Regions from separate parts of the Mus musculus genome. Here region 2 is linked to region 1. The links are chromatin loops, found by intact Hi-C in ENCODE. Cell type or tissue: heart. All regions are shown on one strand.

What was found. A loop is a pair of places that touch in the nucleus more often than their neighbours do. Peaks named below come from ENCODE experiments on the same cell type or tissue, not always from the same donor. Only the 100,000 strongest peaks of a DNase experiment are listed, where the experiment ranks them.
Region 2: it touches region 1 in a loop (2.7-fold over the local background); 24 of 42 quality-filtered maps call a loop at or near these places.

The regions. Positions count from the first base shown.
Region 1 is chr15:98,887,856-98,895,855 of GRCm38, reverse strand. It overlaps Dhh (desert hedgehog), which reads left to right. Exons shown (of 3, transcript NM_007857.5): 2 at 782-1,043; 3 at 1,296-4,701. The coding sequence ends at 1,921. Among named protein-coding and RNA genes, the nearest start is that of Dhh, 6.7 kb to the left of the region's middle. In heart, a CTCF peak has its summit at 3,475 (motif pointing left); DNase peaks (open chromatin) are centred at 95, 947, 1,585, 3,455 and 1 weaker place; H3K4me3 peaks cover 2,946 bases; H3K27ac peaks cover 2,508 bases; H3K27me3 peaks cover 3,253 bases.
Region 2 is chr15:98,982,306-98,990,305 of GRCm38, reverse strand. 4930578M01Rik (RIKEN cDNA 4930578M01 gene) reads right to left here and starts at 4,341. Exons shown (of 4, transcript NR_045991.1): 1 at 4,220-4,341; 2 at 2,476-2,549; 3 at 2,161-2,329; 4 at 1,025-1,566. In heart, no CTCF peak of the experiment used is centred here; DNase peaks (open chromatin) are centred at 2,445, 2,775, 4,445, 7,975 and 1 weaker place; H3K4me3 peaks cover 3,446 bases; H3K27ac peaks cover 7,401 bases.

The sequences.
Region 1 (8,000 bases):
GTAGGGCGCGGCGCTCTGCCCTTTCCTCTCCCTGAGCCGGGGCGGCTGAAAAGCGTCTTTGTAGCTGTAGCTGCTGAGTCCGCTTCTCCCGACGCGTTCCCGGCCTCGGCCCGAGATTCTCGCTTAGTTAAGTCATCCCGGAGAATAGCCATTGTGCTTCGTGCAGCCCCCGCCACCCAACCCTTTTTCCAGCAGCCTTGATCCCACGCGGCTCCTCTTGGGCACCTCTGTAGGGGCGCACCCAGACCACCAATGGGTTAACGCTAGAGGCTGAAAGGAGGAGGAGGAAGGAAGGAAGGAAGGAAGGAAGCAATGCCCAGTGCCAGGGAAGGCAACCAAACAAAAGATGAATCAGACGGAGGGAGGGCAGCTGGGGCCCGGGGCGGAGGTCAAGCTCAAATAGGGCTCGATTGGGGAGCCAGGCCCTCTCTAGCCAAACTTCCATTCTCCCTCTCTACTACGGTTCTCTCTGATTGTGATGAGGTCATGGAACAAATAGGGGTGAGGGGCGAGCCCTGTTAATGTGGGAATAACTAGGTATGTACACCCCCTCTCAACATCAGACCGGTTCGGTTCTCCAAGCATGCCCAGGCAAGGGAGTACAGACTGGTGACTGCACCTATTCACATCCTCTCTTGCCCACGACTCCCAAACGCTGGGAGAGGGAGTGAAATGGATCCAGAGAATAAAGATGCTTTAATGTTCCTTCTGCCTCGCCCTTCTTCACCTTGCCTGGTGATGGTGGGAAGTGGGAAACCCGCTTCTTTATTCCCCCCATTAGCGTTGCAAAGAGCGGGTGAACGCTCTAGCCATCGCGGTGATGAACATGTGGCCCGGAGTACGCCTACGTGTGACTGAAGGCTGGGACGAGGACGGCCACCACGCACAGGATTCACTCCACTACGAAGGCCGTGCCTTGGACATCACCACGTCTGACCGTGACCGTAATAAGTATGGTTTGTTGGCGCGCCTAGCTGTGGAAGCCGGATTCGACTGGGTCTACTACGAGTCCCGCAACCACATCCACGTATCGGTCAAAGCTGGTACAGTAGAGGCCAGATGATGGTCCATCCAAAGGGGGCTCTACCATAGCTTTCTTGCTACCCTAAGGGAGACCAACCAGGCTAATGCTTGTAAAAACACTCTTCCATTCCCACTCCTGGTGGGGCTAGATCCCTGGGAAATTAAGCTGTCCCGGGGCTGGTGAGGTCTACGTTGGGCTTGACCCACATCTTCGAGACTGTACTTGCACTGGCTGATCCGGACTTAATCCTTTTTATAATTGTGGCTTGCAGATAACTCACTGGCGGTCCGAGCCGGAGGCTGCTTTCCGGGAAATGCCACGGTGCGCTTGCGGAGCGGCGAACGGAAGGGGCTGAGGGAACTACATCGTGGTGACTGGGTACTGGCCGCTGATGCAGCGGGCCGAGTGGTACCCACGCCAGTGCTGCTCTTCCTGGACCGGGATCTGCAGCGCCGCGCCTCGTTCGTGGCTGTGGAGACCGAGCGGCCTCCGCGCAAACTGTTGCTCACACCCTGGCATCTGGTGTTCGCTGCTCGCGGGCCAGCGCCTGCTCCAGGTGACTTTGCACCGGTGTTCGCGCGCCGCTTACGTGCTGGCGACTCGGTGCTGGCTCCCGGCGGGGACGCGCTCCAGCCGGCGCGCGTAGCCCGCGTGGCGCGCGAGGAAGCCGTGGGCGTGTTCGCACCGCTCACTGCGCACGGGACGCTGCTGGTCAACGACGTCCTCGCCTCCTGCTACGCGGTTCTAGAGAGTCACCAGTGGGCCCACCGCGCCTTCGCCCCTTTGCGGCTGCTGCACGCGCTCGGGGCTCTGCTCCCTGGGGGTGCAGTCCAGCCGACTGGCATGCATTGGTACTCTCGCCTCCTTTACCGCTTGGCCGAGGAGTTAATGGGCTGAGCTTCCAAGGACAGAAGTCCTCCAAGCTTCATACGAAATCGAAACCGAAGCCCCAAGACCTGCTGGCTGAGATCTGGGGATGTGAGCCGCAGGTGATGCTGATAGGGGAGGGGGTGAGAAAAGAGAGAGAGAGAGAAAGGTGGGCTGTACTAGGAACTTCTTGGTTTAGGCAACTTTTACCCGAGAAGAGTGGTGTCTGGTCCTTGGTAACCGGGTTTGCTGGTAGGCACTCTTTAACGAGGACTTTTTTGCGTCTTCCCCAGTCGCACCGGATAATTTTATTTTCTATTTATAATTTGTAATATGATGACCTGCTTGCCCAGCCCACCAAGGTGAGGGCCTGGAGCTTGGCTTTAACACAGTCTGACCCAGCTAGCCAGCCAACCTGACGGCTCACACCCTCACTTTTCCCTGCAGGTGAGTTAATAAAGGGAAGGCTTTATTGGAAACCACCTTCACTCACCTCCAAAGAGGAGGAGAACCCGGACTAATCCGAGTCCACACCTTACTTCCAATTTGCCCTTCTTCCTCAGCACGATCTTCCAAACCCTCTTGCTGCAAAGGGTGTCCCAACCTGTCAGCAATAGACCAGCAATGTCCTGCCCCTTTTAAGGTACTGGTTCCACCCCTAGTCAGGACCAGAACTTCACTTGTGAGGATGCATACCAACTGTGAGTGGGGTGGGGCTAACCAAGGCAGCAGGAGGAGCACTTGGAGTCCTCTATTGTTAGCTATTCTGGCCTATCCCTGTAGGCTGTCCATTGATCATCAGCCTAGAGGTCATCCTGCCTGCTAAAACGGTCTGATTATTTTCTGGGATTTTGGTAGGCCAACTGGCGAACCATGGGTGTTCCTTACAATCCGCCACACATTTGTGGCCAAAATAAAGATTCTAGAGTGATCCAGAATGGTGGTCAAATTCCAGGAGTACATGCTTGTAATCCCAACACTTTGGAGATGGCGAAGGATAGAACAGAAAGATAATGAGTTCAAGGCTAACTTGGGCTGTATAGTAGAACACGCGCTTGCGCGCACACACACACACACACACACACACACACACAGACAGAGACAGATACGGAGACACAGAGATGCTGGAGGGAAAATTTTCTCATGACCTGAATAATTTCTCAAAACCTGTTCCAGGTTTTGGCTTGGGTGTATCTGTGGTCAAGTTCTAGTGTGGCATTGTGAGTTTCCTCCTTCGGTCCAGTGGTTGTTTCTGTTGGTTCCCCATCTACCGTTCTTTCCCGGTCTCGTTACAGGCTGGGCTTCTCTAGTTTCTCTGGGTGTTTTGGGGGGAATTTTTGGACTCCAACATCGCAGACCACTGGAATGCAGGTAGATTGATGTCTCTGAGCTAGGGATGGGCATGTAGGACTGCCCTGGAAGTGGATATTACCATCTGAGGGATAGTTAAGGTGGGTGGTACTTCCAGGGACTGGGCCCAATCCTGCTACAATTGTTGCAAGGAAGATTGGCTCTGCTCTGAGCTTCCAAGCCAACCAAGTCCATGCTGTAGATACGTTGCCCTCTGGTGGCATTGGAGAGAATTCTAAGCTTGGGGACATGTGCTTCCCTTTGGTTCCCTCTGTACCAAAGGGAAATGTACTGCATGCTGCACCAGACTTACTCATAGGAACTGACCCAGAGGGCAGAACTAATGTATGTGGCTTGCGTTAACTTTTAGCATGGTTCGGGATTCTCTCTCAATTCTTGGATTTTTTTTTTTTTTCTTTTTTTACAGCCCTTGTGCCTAGTTCAGCTCTGAGGCTCTGGGAAGCTTGAAGTGTAGATAATGGTGCAGAGTGTCCCTCACTCTGGTGACCCTCAAGTCCTGTGGTCAGAGATAATAGTAAATAGAGCGTCGAACAGTTCCTGATAAAGGTCCTCTATTCACCAATGCCCAAGTCTACAGACCAAATACCCGTTGCCACCCTGCCTTCTCCTTGCCTCAGAGACACATCTCAAACAACAGCCTTTCCTACTTTCTTACCCTACTCTTAGCTGCACCTCTTAGATTCTGGTACCTTTCGTTTTATCACCCAGGTGTTGCTGGGCAATCTGTTTACTACCTCCCCTAAGCTAAGTACTACTGTGTCTAAACTGCTGAAACTAAAGTCTTTAACCAGAAAACCATCATGGCTGACTGGGAATATACTCAAGTAGTACAGCATTAGCCTAGTGTGCCCAGAGCTCCAATTTCAATCCGCAGTACCACTCAAATGGCTATGCAAAATATTTGGGGAGAAAAATTCATTGGCGTTCATTAAATCACATCCTATAGGTTACTTTCAGGGTTTGAGGCTCACCTCTCTCTCCAACTTTGTCCCTTGAGGCCCCTCCCCTCATTCTGTCCCCTTGAGGCTCCTCCCCTCATTCTGTTCCCTTGAGGCCCCTCCCTTTATCTTTGTCCTCCTGAAGCCCCTCCCAGCTATGTAAAAAACACGCGCTTCACCTGCAAGCAGGTAAACGCACCACGTGCTTGCTGCAGGTGGTCCCACTAACTTGGCCGCCGAGCACCTTCCAACCGCAGCAACTCTTTTCAACCCAGGAACTGAGCAGACGTCGCCGCGCCGCGTAGGCTTTGCATTCCTGTCTCAGCTGTCTACTTCATTTCTACTACTCCGCTAAAAGGCTTGCCAGCGCGTGCATTTCAGGGATGAGTTTTGTTTGGTTTTTCAAGCTGGGGGCGCAGAGAGGAGGATTGTCTTGAGTTCAAGGGCAGCCTGGGATACTTAGTAAGGCCCGGCCACAAATAAATCTTATTATTTAAAATCAGACGCACGCACGACACATTTGGATTTATTTATTTATTTATCTGTTGATTTATTTTGAGATTCAGTTTGCCCTTGAGCTCATAATATTCCTGCTTCAGTTTCCAGAACATTGGGATTCGGTTTATTTTAGGATAAAAGAATAATTTCGAGGGGCAGTGGTGGCTCACACCTTTAATCCCTGCACTCCGGAGACAGAGGCAGGCAGATCCCTGAGTTCCAGGCCAGCCTGGTCTACAGAGTGACTTCCAGGACAGCCAGGGCTACACAGAGAAACCCTGTCTCAAAAAGCCATATAAAAGGGCTGGAGAGATGGCTCAGCTGTTAAAAAAGGCTAGGCTCACAACCAAAAATATAAATAAATCTTTTTTTAAAAAGCCGTATAAAAAAAAAGGAAGAGAAAGAAAGTACAAATACCAAGAACTGTGATTGGGGGCCGTGACCTGGTGGTGCCACTTTTAATCCCCACCCTTGGGAGGCAGAGGGAGCGGGGTCTCTGTGAATCTGAAGCTGATCTAATCTATAAAGAGTGCTCCAGGCCAGCTAGGCCTAAGCAGAGAGACTGAGTGTTAGAAACAATCTTCCAAAATGAGATATAAAAGAAACAAACAAAGACACAAAGAAACGAATGACTCGGGGCTGGTGAGATGGCTCAGTGGTTAAGAGCGCCGACTGCTCTTCTGAAGGTCCTGAGTTCAAATCCCAGCAACCACATGGTGGCTCACAACCATCCGTAATGAAATCTGATGCCCTCTTCTGGAGTATCTGAGGACAGCTACAGTGTACTTACTTATATATGTAAATATAATAAATAAGTAAATCTTTAAAAAAAAAAAAAAGAAACGAATGACTCTTGGCTAGAGAGATGGCTCAGAAGCTAAGAACAGAAAACTAACCCTCTTTTGAGAATTTCAGAACGTTTGTGATAACCCTGACAAGACCTTTACATACAGAGTCATTAAAGTGAGAGCCACTACCTAGAGGTTCAGGTAACTTTAAATCCATCCCCTTTTTTTGTTTGTTTTTTTTTAAAGAAGCGAGAGCTGCTAAATACACACAGTATAACACTGTACACAAAAGATCAAGAAACTGTATTCTTGAAAAAGTAGCCATTAGTGTATGTATTAGTCAGGGTTCTCTAGAGTCACAGAACTTATGGATAGTTTCTATATAGTAAAAGAATTTATTGATGATTTACAGTCGGCAGCCCAATTCCCAACAATGGTTCAGTCGCAGCTGTGAATGGAAGTCCAAGGATCTAGCAGTTACTCAGTCTCACACAGCAAGCAGGCAAAGGAGCAAGAGCAAGAGCTAGACTCCCTTCTTCCAATGTCCTTATATTGTCTCCAGCAGAAGGTGTAGCCCAGATTAAAGGTGTGTTCCACCACGCCTTTAATCCCAGATGAAAGGTGTAGCCCAGATTAAAGGCGTGTTCCTTAAACTCTGAGATTCAATCTTCTGGAATCCATAGCCACTATGGCTCAAGATCTCCATACCAAGATCCAGATAAGGATCTTCAAGCCTCCAGATAAGGGTCACTGGTGAGCCTTCCAATTCTGGATTGTAGTTCATTCCAAATATAGTCAAGTTGACAACCAGGAATAGCCACTACAGTGTATAAATGCATATGCTTATTAAAGTAATATTATTATCTAGGAAGAAGGAATCCAATTGGCAGTATGTGCCATGTCAGTACAGAGAGGATCTTATGAATAGGAAAGAGCTGAAATAGCGCTGTTGACTGGTGTATAGGTGGGCAGGGCTGGAAGGGCGTCTCTGGCAAGAGCAAGGCATCTGGGAAGATATGTAGTCATTGACAAGAGAGACACTGAATGGTGGGGGTGTGTGGCTGGAGAGATGGCTCAGTGGTTAAGAGCACTGACTGCTCTTCCAGAGGTCCTGAGTTCAATTCTCAGCACCTACATGATGGCTTAACCTGACTGTATTCCAGTTCCAGGGATCCAACACCCTCACACACAGACATGCAGACAAGAGACAAATAAACATAAAAGTAAATTATATATTTAAAAAGTCAGAGCTCCTGGGAAGGGTAATGATATGCAGCTTATATTTATTGAGGACTTAGTACACAGTAGGCCCTGTTCTAGCATGTGTGTGAGTTCCCACTGAATTCTCACAGCATCACAATAAAGGCACTTTAACTGCTGTTCTCTTAACCGCTGAGCCACCTCTCTAGCCCCCTTACTTGTTATCTCCATTGTCTCTTTTTCTTCTACATTAAATGGCTTGCTTCCTTAATTAAAATGACATAGCCATCCAGTTAAAGAAATACATATTGTTCAGGTTTCTGGCCGGCTAGTAAACCGGGGAAGAGAAGGGGAAGAGAGACAAGGACAGATTTCAGTGGTAGAGCACATGCCTAGCGTGGGCCAAGCTCTGGGTTTGAGTCCTAGCAGCACAGTTCTTTACAGACATAGCTCTGCACTGTGCTGAACATACAGGGCTTCAAAAGATGTAATTAAGGTTACTGGAGATGGGTTAGTGGCTCGCAGCTGCAATCAGCGTTCAGCAAGTTGAGGAAGGAGATTGCTTACTGGTCAAGAGCCATCTGATTACATAGTGAGTTCCAGGCCACTCCTGGCCTTTAGAAGGAGACCCTCTTTCAAATTCTAAAAAGTTGGCTAAGAGATCACTATGAAAATAGACAGATCAATGTGAGTTCAAACCTGGTCTACATAGTGAGGTCAAGGCCACCAGGGCAACATAGTAAGACCAAAGATCCTATCTTTAAAAGAAAAAAGTCTAGGAGTGGAGGCTCATTCCTGCAATCCCAGCACTTGGGAGACAGAGGCAGGAATCTAGGGTCCTCCTGGGAGGCCATCCTGACCTACATGACACCCTATCTGAAAAAACAAACAAACAAACAAACATCAAACCAAAAGTTTAACTGAGGTTAGAAGTATGAATGGTGTCCTGATGCTGTATGACTAGTCCACTTAAAAGAAGAAATATCAAAACATCCTGCCTCTCCTACATCTTTTTTTTTTTTTAAGATTTATTTATTTATTTATTATATGTAAGTACACTGTAGCTGTCTTCAGACACTCCAGAAGAGGGAGTCAGATCTCGTGATCGGATGGTTGTGAGCCACCATGTGGTTGCTGGGATTTGAACTCCTGACCTTCGGAAGAGCAGTCGGGTGCTCTTACCCACTGAGCCATCTCACCAGCCCCATTTCCTACATCTTTTAAACATTTGTTATTGTTATTTATTTTTAGTTTATGTGCAGGAGTGTTTTGACTGAGCGTGTGTTAGCGTACCAAGTAAGTGTAGTTCTTCTA
Region 2 (8,000 bases), 94 kb before region 1:
CCCACCCCCACCCCCCAACTCTGAGTCGCCCTCCTTTTTCTCCAAAGCCTCTAAAGCACCACGTGGCTCCTTGTCCGCCATGTCTGACCTAATACAGACGGCCCCGGGGGGGGGGGGGGGGGGGCTTTGTTGTTATTAGTTTCCTTTCAGCCTCTCCGGGAGCTGCTGAAGCTTATAACTGGCCTGCCTTGATTTTTGTTGTTGTTGTTTATTTTGAAAAAGACTCCATTCTCAAGTCTTTAGCTCTTGTATCATTGCAGGGCTGTGGGGGGGCATGCAGATGTGAGAGGCCCATGTGGAGCAGGTTCCCTCTTTCCACCTTTATTTGGGCCCTGGGTGTTAGCATTCTGTCGAAGCTCCGCCCCACAGTTACCTGGCAACAGCCAGGTAGGCCTGGCCCACTATAAAATGGGCTGCTTGCCCCCTCCTCTCGTTCTCTTGATCTCTTGCTTCTCTCTCTGTCTCTCCCCTTCCCATTGCTTTCCCCATCCCTCTTGTCACGTGCTCATGGTCATGGCCAGCCTCCTCTACTTCTCTCTCACCCTCTTTTTGTTTTGTTTTGTTTTTTCAAATCAGGGTTTCTCTGTGTAGCCCTGGCTGTCCTGGAACTCACTCTGTAGAGCAGGCTGGCCTCAAACTCAGAAATCCGCCTGCCTCTGCCTCCCGAGTGCTGGGATTAAAGGCGTGCATGCGCCATGGTGATTCTACCCTTTTAACTCCCTCCCCATGCCCTGAATAAACTATTCTATTCTATACTGTCCTGTGGCTGGTCCCTCAAGGGGAAGGGATGCCTCTGCCTGGGCCCGCTGAGACATCCCGTTCCCCCGTACCTCACCGCACCCCCATGGAACAGATTCCCCCCTTCTCCTTATCTCTATAAACACATCACTGGGTCTCAGACTCCAGTTCTCAGGCTTGCACAGTGGGTACTTTTCCTCGGTGAACCATCTCGCCAGTCCTGGGGAAATTGGTGTCCCCTCTTGGGATTCTTAGTCTCTTTAAGAAAATACTTTAGGATGCAAACAGAAGATGAAGGACAATTGTATCAGAAGTTAAAACAAACAAACAAGCAAACAAAAGGACCAGGCAGAGAAGCTGGAAATCTCAGTAGCTTCCCAGAGGGGACTACTGGAGAAGAGAAAAAGAAAAAAACAACCCCATCCCATTCCAGCTAATCTGAGGTTGGAGGTCACACACACACACACACACACACACACACACACAGAACAGCGAGCAGCCACTTGCAGCCAAGATAGAACAAAGGAAAAGTTACATTTTTTCCCCCTAAGATCCTAAAAGAAAAGCACTTGTGGCTGAGTGCAGCCCTGCAAACCTGCAGGGGTGTGGGAGTTCTGGGAAGGGAAGGCACAGCATCTCATTAAAAGGGTAAGTATTCTAACTATCCAGGGGTGAACCTTTCTGCTGGTGGTTCCAGAGCCAGGTCATTGGCCCCCTAGACTGAAAGTATTAGGCGTCCATCTTCCTTAGTCCTTTATGCTTGCTGTGTCGCTGCTCAAGGCTTTACGGCCCCACATCCTTGGCCCAAACTTCAACACAAATGGACTCCTTAAAGACAAATGGGATAATCAAGGCCCAAACCTGCACCTCAGGAAGACGCTGGTTAACGTTCTCAAGGTTATAGTACACGCTCGCTTTTCTTGGCTTTCGAGGCATCTTTTCTGCTAACCTGTAATGGCGGGTGAGGAGAGAACTCTGTCTTAGCCAAGCTATCATTAAATCTCTTTCCCCTGATCTCCTTGACCAGCTCTTTGCAATATAAGGGGCAATGGCCTGACTTCATGAACCTAACTAAGCGCCTTATAGTAGTGGTGTTGCTAGTGTCCGACCAACTACACACTGTTCAGTTTCAGACCCAGGGACAAGGCACTGAGCTGCAAATTTTACACATCAAAGCAAGCTGGCCTCCAGACTCTGCCAGCATCCCTCAGTCCCTACCTGGCATACCCTGCCCCCAACCCTGAACCCTTCAGCCCAGGGCTTGGGCTGCCCTTCCCCCAGAGGCTCTTTCCTATATAATTCAGAGATTTTGGGCTCTCTTTCTCTCTCTCTCCCCCTCCCCTTTCCCCCTCTCCCTTTCTCCCTCCTTCTCTCCCCATGTTAACTCCCTTGGCCTCAGTGAGCTCGCCCTCATAAACTTGCCTTTAGTATAATATAATCTGGCTTGAATTGGCTCAGTCCGCAGGTAGCAGAGACTTAACCTCTCACACACCATCAGAGACATTTGTCTGCTAAGAAATTTCTTCAGTGTCAGGAGGCAAAGGCCAGGAATCAAGAATGCCAGGGCTACGCCAAGAAACGCTCTTGCAGGCTGAGGTTGGAGAGAAGGAGAAGGGAAGGAGGAGGAGAAATCTCGTCACCGTGAAAAGGGGCTTTCTTAGCAACACTCCCTTTTCACGCTACTTACTAGTTGGTTTTCTTAGAAAAGTAATCTGACTTGGGCATGGTGAGACATACCTGTCCCTAGCACTCTGGTGGCCAAAGGAGGAGGCTGTCATGTTCCAGGGCACCCTGGCTACAAGGTAAAAACCCTGTCAACAAAACAAGAAGAAAAAAATGTGTGTGTGCCTCCCCGAATTCAATCCCTAATGCCTCAAGTCCATAAATAACACACAAAACCAAAAGGATATTTTAACGTTGTCCCTTTAAAAGAAAAGCATTCCAAACTGCTCTTCTCTGAGCTAAGCCTGGAATTAAGGCGAAGGGGCTTGGCTCAGGCCTCGAGCCTTGTCACATTCCACAAACACTTGGCCCATCTGCTGTCTGACTGATTTTCAGACCAGAAGTCACATGTGGCTTCAGCTCTTGACAGCTGAAGTTGTCTTCTTGTGGAATTGGAATTTCAGTTTGGGACTGGTTGGGATGAGTTCACACACACACACCCTAAAATCAGGTTCTGTGGGTTAGAGAAAGCTCTCTGAGCCAGGAGGGATAGGCGGACATTTTAGAAACAACACAGGCTTATTTGTTGGAAACTGCCCCCAAATCAGGCTTGTTTCATGTCTAGTACTGCTCATTGCTCGTGTGTGTTTTGGTTCCTACTAAATTTCATCTGCCCGCTAAGTATCCGCTTGTATTGTGTTTAGAACAATGGAATATTTGTGTGCTTCTGTGAGAGCTACACAGCAGGAGACTGGCTGCCCGCAGCTGCCCCAGCCCTCAGACAGCCCTGAGACCAGCCTGGTTAGCCCTCCTGGAGACCCTTCAAAGGCTCCCTTTCACATTCGAGGCTCAGCTAGAACAAATAAGCAGATGTCACCGGCTTATCTTTACGTTTGTAAGTTTAAAAAAAAAAGTTGATAAAATTTTTCATAATATTTGAAAAAAATATTAATATTCACAAATTGTGAATATTCATAATTCTGCCTTGTGTTGGTTGATGGCAGCTACCCCTACAGTGGGCATTAGCAAAGCTTTTAATCTCGGGGTTCGAAGTTCCCAAAATATGTTACCTCATATTTTAAAGAACCTCGATTTAAAAATCATAAGCGCTTTTGGGGACAAGATCTGTTTTGCACTTCATATTTTCCACACATACGTCGAGGCTTTAGACATGCAGCAGATATCCATGGAGTTCATGAGTATTAGCTAGATGCTCTGGCACACGATGGTAATCCCAGCACTCAGGAGGCAGAAGCAGGAGGTTCAGGAGTTCAAAGACAGCTCCCACCCCCACCCCCACCCCCATCCTTGAAGGTCTCAAAAGAAATAAAGCAACTAAGAAAAGCATTAAAGAGACAGCGAATGTGAGCTCATGCCAAGTTTAGGCCACACCATCGGCACAGTACAATAACGCAACATCATTTACTCCAAAAATACCCTAAGTGCTTTCCAGTCATAGATTATCTCATTTAGAAACTCAGGCTGCGGGGCTGGAGAGATGGCTCAGCGGTTGAGAGCACTGACTGCTCTTCCAGAGGACCTGATTTCAAATCCCAGCAACCACATGGTGGCTCACAACCATCTGTAAAGGGACCTGGTGTTTCTGAAGACAGCTACAGTGTACTCATATAAATAAAATATATAAATTAAAAAAAGAAAGAAAGAAACTCAGGCCGCGTCACAGGTGCGGCTGTGAGGGTTAAAGGGGGCTGCACTTGGAAAAGACCAGATGTCACTATCACCCTTTTTTTTTTTTTTTTTGGTTTTTCTGTATAGCCCTGGCTATCACCCTATTTTATATGTGACAAAGCTCACTCACACAAGAAACACCGCTAATCAACAGTCTTCCCGGCTGGCATTCTCCAGTTTTGTTACTGTTGTTTCTGTTTTGTTTTGGACAGAGTCTCCCGGTGTGGGACAGACTGGCTTCTTCAGTCTCCCAAGGGTTTGGGTCACAGCTGTGCATCCCCGTGTCCATCCTCCGGGACTTTCCAGGCTACCAACCACACCCATAGCTCCATTCCTTAACCACCCTCCCTCGAGCCACAGTGACGTGCTTCCTCTGAAAGACCATCCCAGAAGTGAAAGCGCTCAGTACACCAGGTTTGCGATTCGTTCCCTGGGCTACCTCACTTCGTGTTTACAACATCGCCTTTGTGAGTCGGCCACTAATACCTCAGGTGTAAGGAATAAAGGACTGGAGAGTGGGGGTTAACCACCCGGAGGCAGGGGGCTAACGATAAACGGTGAGAACACAGCGCGCCTGCGCTGGGTCTCTGCGCTTACCGTGCTGCTATGGGCCGCCTGCTTCTCTAGTTCCTCTGTGTTGTTAGTAACACTCCAGTCAGCCATAACGCGTGTGCCTGTTTCAACCCGCCCCGTGAATACAAACCCAGTTAGATGTTGGCTTGTGCCATGAAGTCATTTCAAGAGCTGAGTGAAAACAAGGGAAAGGTTCTGATGCTAGCCGCATCAGCTGGGAGGAAGAGGCAGAAACGTTTAAAAGGAGCTCCACAGGGCACAGAGAGGAAAAGGACAGACAAGTCAAACAGAAAATACAGCATGGCGCGGTTCCTGTTTCTAAAAGTCACACAAAACAAATGACACACTTATACACATACATCCGTGAAGACCGAAGGAGAAATGTTGGTAACATTGGCTCTCTGGACCGGGGCCTGGCTTAAAGTGACAGAGTAGTGACATTTTATAAGATAGTTTATTAACATAATGGGTATGTAAGAGAAAGAAGAACTGGGCGGGGGCAGAGACGTTGTCAGAAAATAAAAGATCAGAATAAATAAATCTAATAAACATTTAAAAAAAAGAAAAAGAAAATAAAAGATTACCCCCTTGCTGTAAAGGTTGTGGCAGGAACACACTAGGCTAAAGCCACTGGTCTGTGTCCATAGAGACAGACAGATGTCGGCTTAACCTCTCATCGTGAATTCGATGGTTTTCAATATTTAATATTTCTTACTTCTACCAAAAAGGTTCTCACATTGTGGCTCTCGGAACTGGACCAGCCTGGGCGGGGGAGGGGAGGTATCGGCTGTGTTTCTTTGTGTTGTTGGACTAATTTCCTTATCTACCAAGAGGAGAGGCTAGAAAGAGACAGGCTCCAGAGAGTGGTGTGAGGATTAAATGAGAGAATAAATGGACAATAACTCAGGCCACAGGGACATGTGGGCCCCAGCCCTCCCACTTCACCTGATCTCTAACTTTATCTTTAAGATAATTAAATGTCCCTCTCTGAGAACTTTTGTTGTTCATTACTAATGGCCTACATCAACGCCAAATTAAACGAATAAAGCCTTGGAAATTTGGTATAATAGCTTGACAGACAGGCTTCATGGATTTGAAGCTTTACATTGTGCAAATGTATCTTTCTAAGCATTAATAGTATGGTTCATCTATTAATTTTAAGAAATATATTTTACCGGATTTAAAAAATAATACATCTCTCTTCCCTGAGACATTCAATTTTTTTTTTTTTTTTGAGAAGTCAAATTTTTGATGTGAGAGACCAATCACCCAGATCAGAGAGGCCATTTAAAGTACAAATCAGCCGGGCGTGGTGGCACACGCCAGGGGCAGGCAGATTTCTGAGTTCGAGGCCAGCCTGATCTATAGAGTGAGTTCCAGGACAGCCAGGGCTACACAGAGAAACCCTGTCTCAAAAACCTCAAAAAAACAACAAACCAAAAACCAAAAAAAAAGTACAAATCAAAAACGTAAATAGTTTTGCATCTTACAGCGTGTTTATTTACGACCCCAATAAAACTTAAGACGCTTGTGAAATTTCAGTAATGAAACCCATAAGCCTTGTATAAAGAGGATTTCAAAGATAGAGAAATGCTAGTGTCACTGGTATAACTTAATACAAGAGAAGAAGTGAGAGCCCACTCATAACATTAACAGCAATAAGAGCATGCACACACCCCTATGGTCAACAGCACACACAAAGCCCCTTGGTGATCAGCAGACACACAGCGCCACGTCCAAGGTTACACATGACGTAACCTTCTTCTGTTTCAACCTCACCTGCGGAACAAACCGGAGCTCTCTCAGGCCTTTGTTGGATGTGCGTGAATTTTAAAAAGCGAAGAGACCTGAAGATTTGCGGTGCAGTAGATAAGAATCCAGGGAGAGACGTTTTACACTCTGAGTGAAGGCAAGGTTTGAGCTGAAGGACTGTCCCCAAGCACACGAACCACATCCCCCTGAGGTCCTCCCATCCTTAACCGGGGCTGTCAGCTCAGAGCCGGGCACCCATTGTTCGCTTTCTTCTACTCTAATTAGATTTGGCAGATTGCTCTCTGGCTTGACTGGCTGTTGCCAAGCACACAGAGAAGAGTTGGGGCTGACCTTATCACTGTGCCGCTGGGAGCAGAGCCCCTCGTCCTAGTCAACAGATGACAGAAAAACATACCAGCAGCTTCCAATCTGTTCCTTGCCTTCCTTCGTCTCTGGCTCTTTCTGTAAAAGCTCCTGACAGTCTGAGTTTTCTTATCCTCAATACTGAGAAACTGATCGCCTGGGTAGGCTATGGGAGAATTGTTCAGGGCTACTCTAGATTGTGCATATTAACACTATAACCTTTGTAATGGTGTGACTTTTGTCTGTAACACTGTGACCTTTGGTTTTTTCTGCAAGCTTCAGAAAGAGGGTAGGTAGGTGGGCACACTCTCCCCGCCCCCTTCCTCTTCCCTTTCCCTCCCTTCCCCTTCCCTTCTTTCCTTTCTCCCTTTCTATGTTTCTTCAGGGCCTCCTATATCTCAGGCTCAATGCTGAGGGTCTAACCTAGGGAATGCCAGTCAAGCACTCTTCCTACTGTGATGCCCAGGGTACTCAGTCTAGCCATATAGCCCTGGCTGTCTTGGAACTTGTTATATAGACCAGGCTAGACCTAAATTTGTGGTAATCATCCTGCCTCTGCCTCCAGCAGTCTATTTTTTTTAATTTTAAAATTATATTCATTATGTATTCCTGGAGGAGGGGCACAGGTATGAGAATCAGTGTCCAGACTGACCTCAGGGTATCAGGCTTGTGGCAAGTCCCCTTCCCTGCCGAGCTGGCTCACTAAGATCCACCTGTTTCTGTCCCCTAGAACTGGGAATGTGTAACACCATGCACCATGACCTCACACCCCCCCCCACACACACACACACTCACACTAATGTCACAACGTATTAGTTTAGATGACCTTATTCAGATATATGATCTCATTCAAATATATCTATATGCGATCATCGAATCTCATAGCTTTGCTTGGGAGGGAGGTTAAAAGAGTGGATCTGACAAGCACGGAAGTGTTACTAACAGCCACTAACTCCTGACCCTGAAGGAGAGCCTGCTGATTCTTTGGCACTGCCTTAGCCCCCTTCACTGTCCCTCTCCCCCGTCCTTGATTTAAAAAAAAAAAAAAAAACACATACACACACACAGGAAAATCATTCTTTCCCACAGAAGGAATCTCAGTGGAGGACGGCATTGATTGTAAGAGCTAGTCTCTTGCAGAGGGCATTCCTACAGCAGATGCTGACTCATCAAACAGCAGTAGACTCTTGGGGACAACAGGCTTGGGAGTGGCCCTGGCTGTG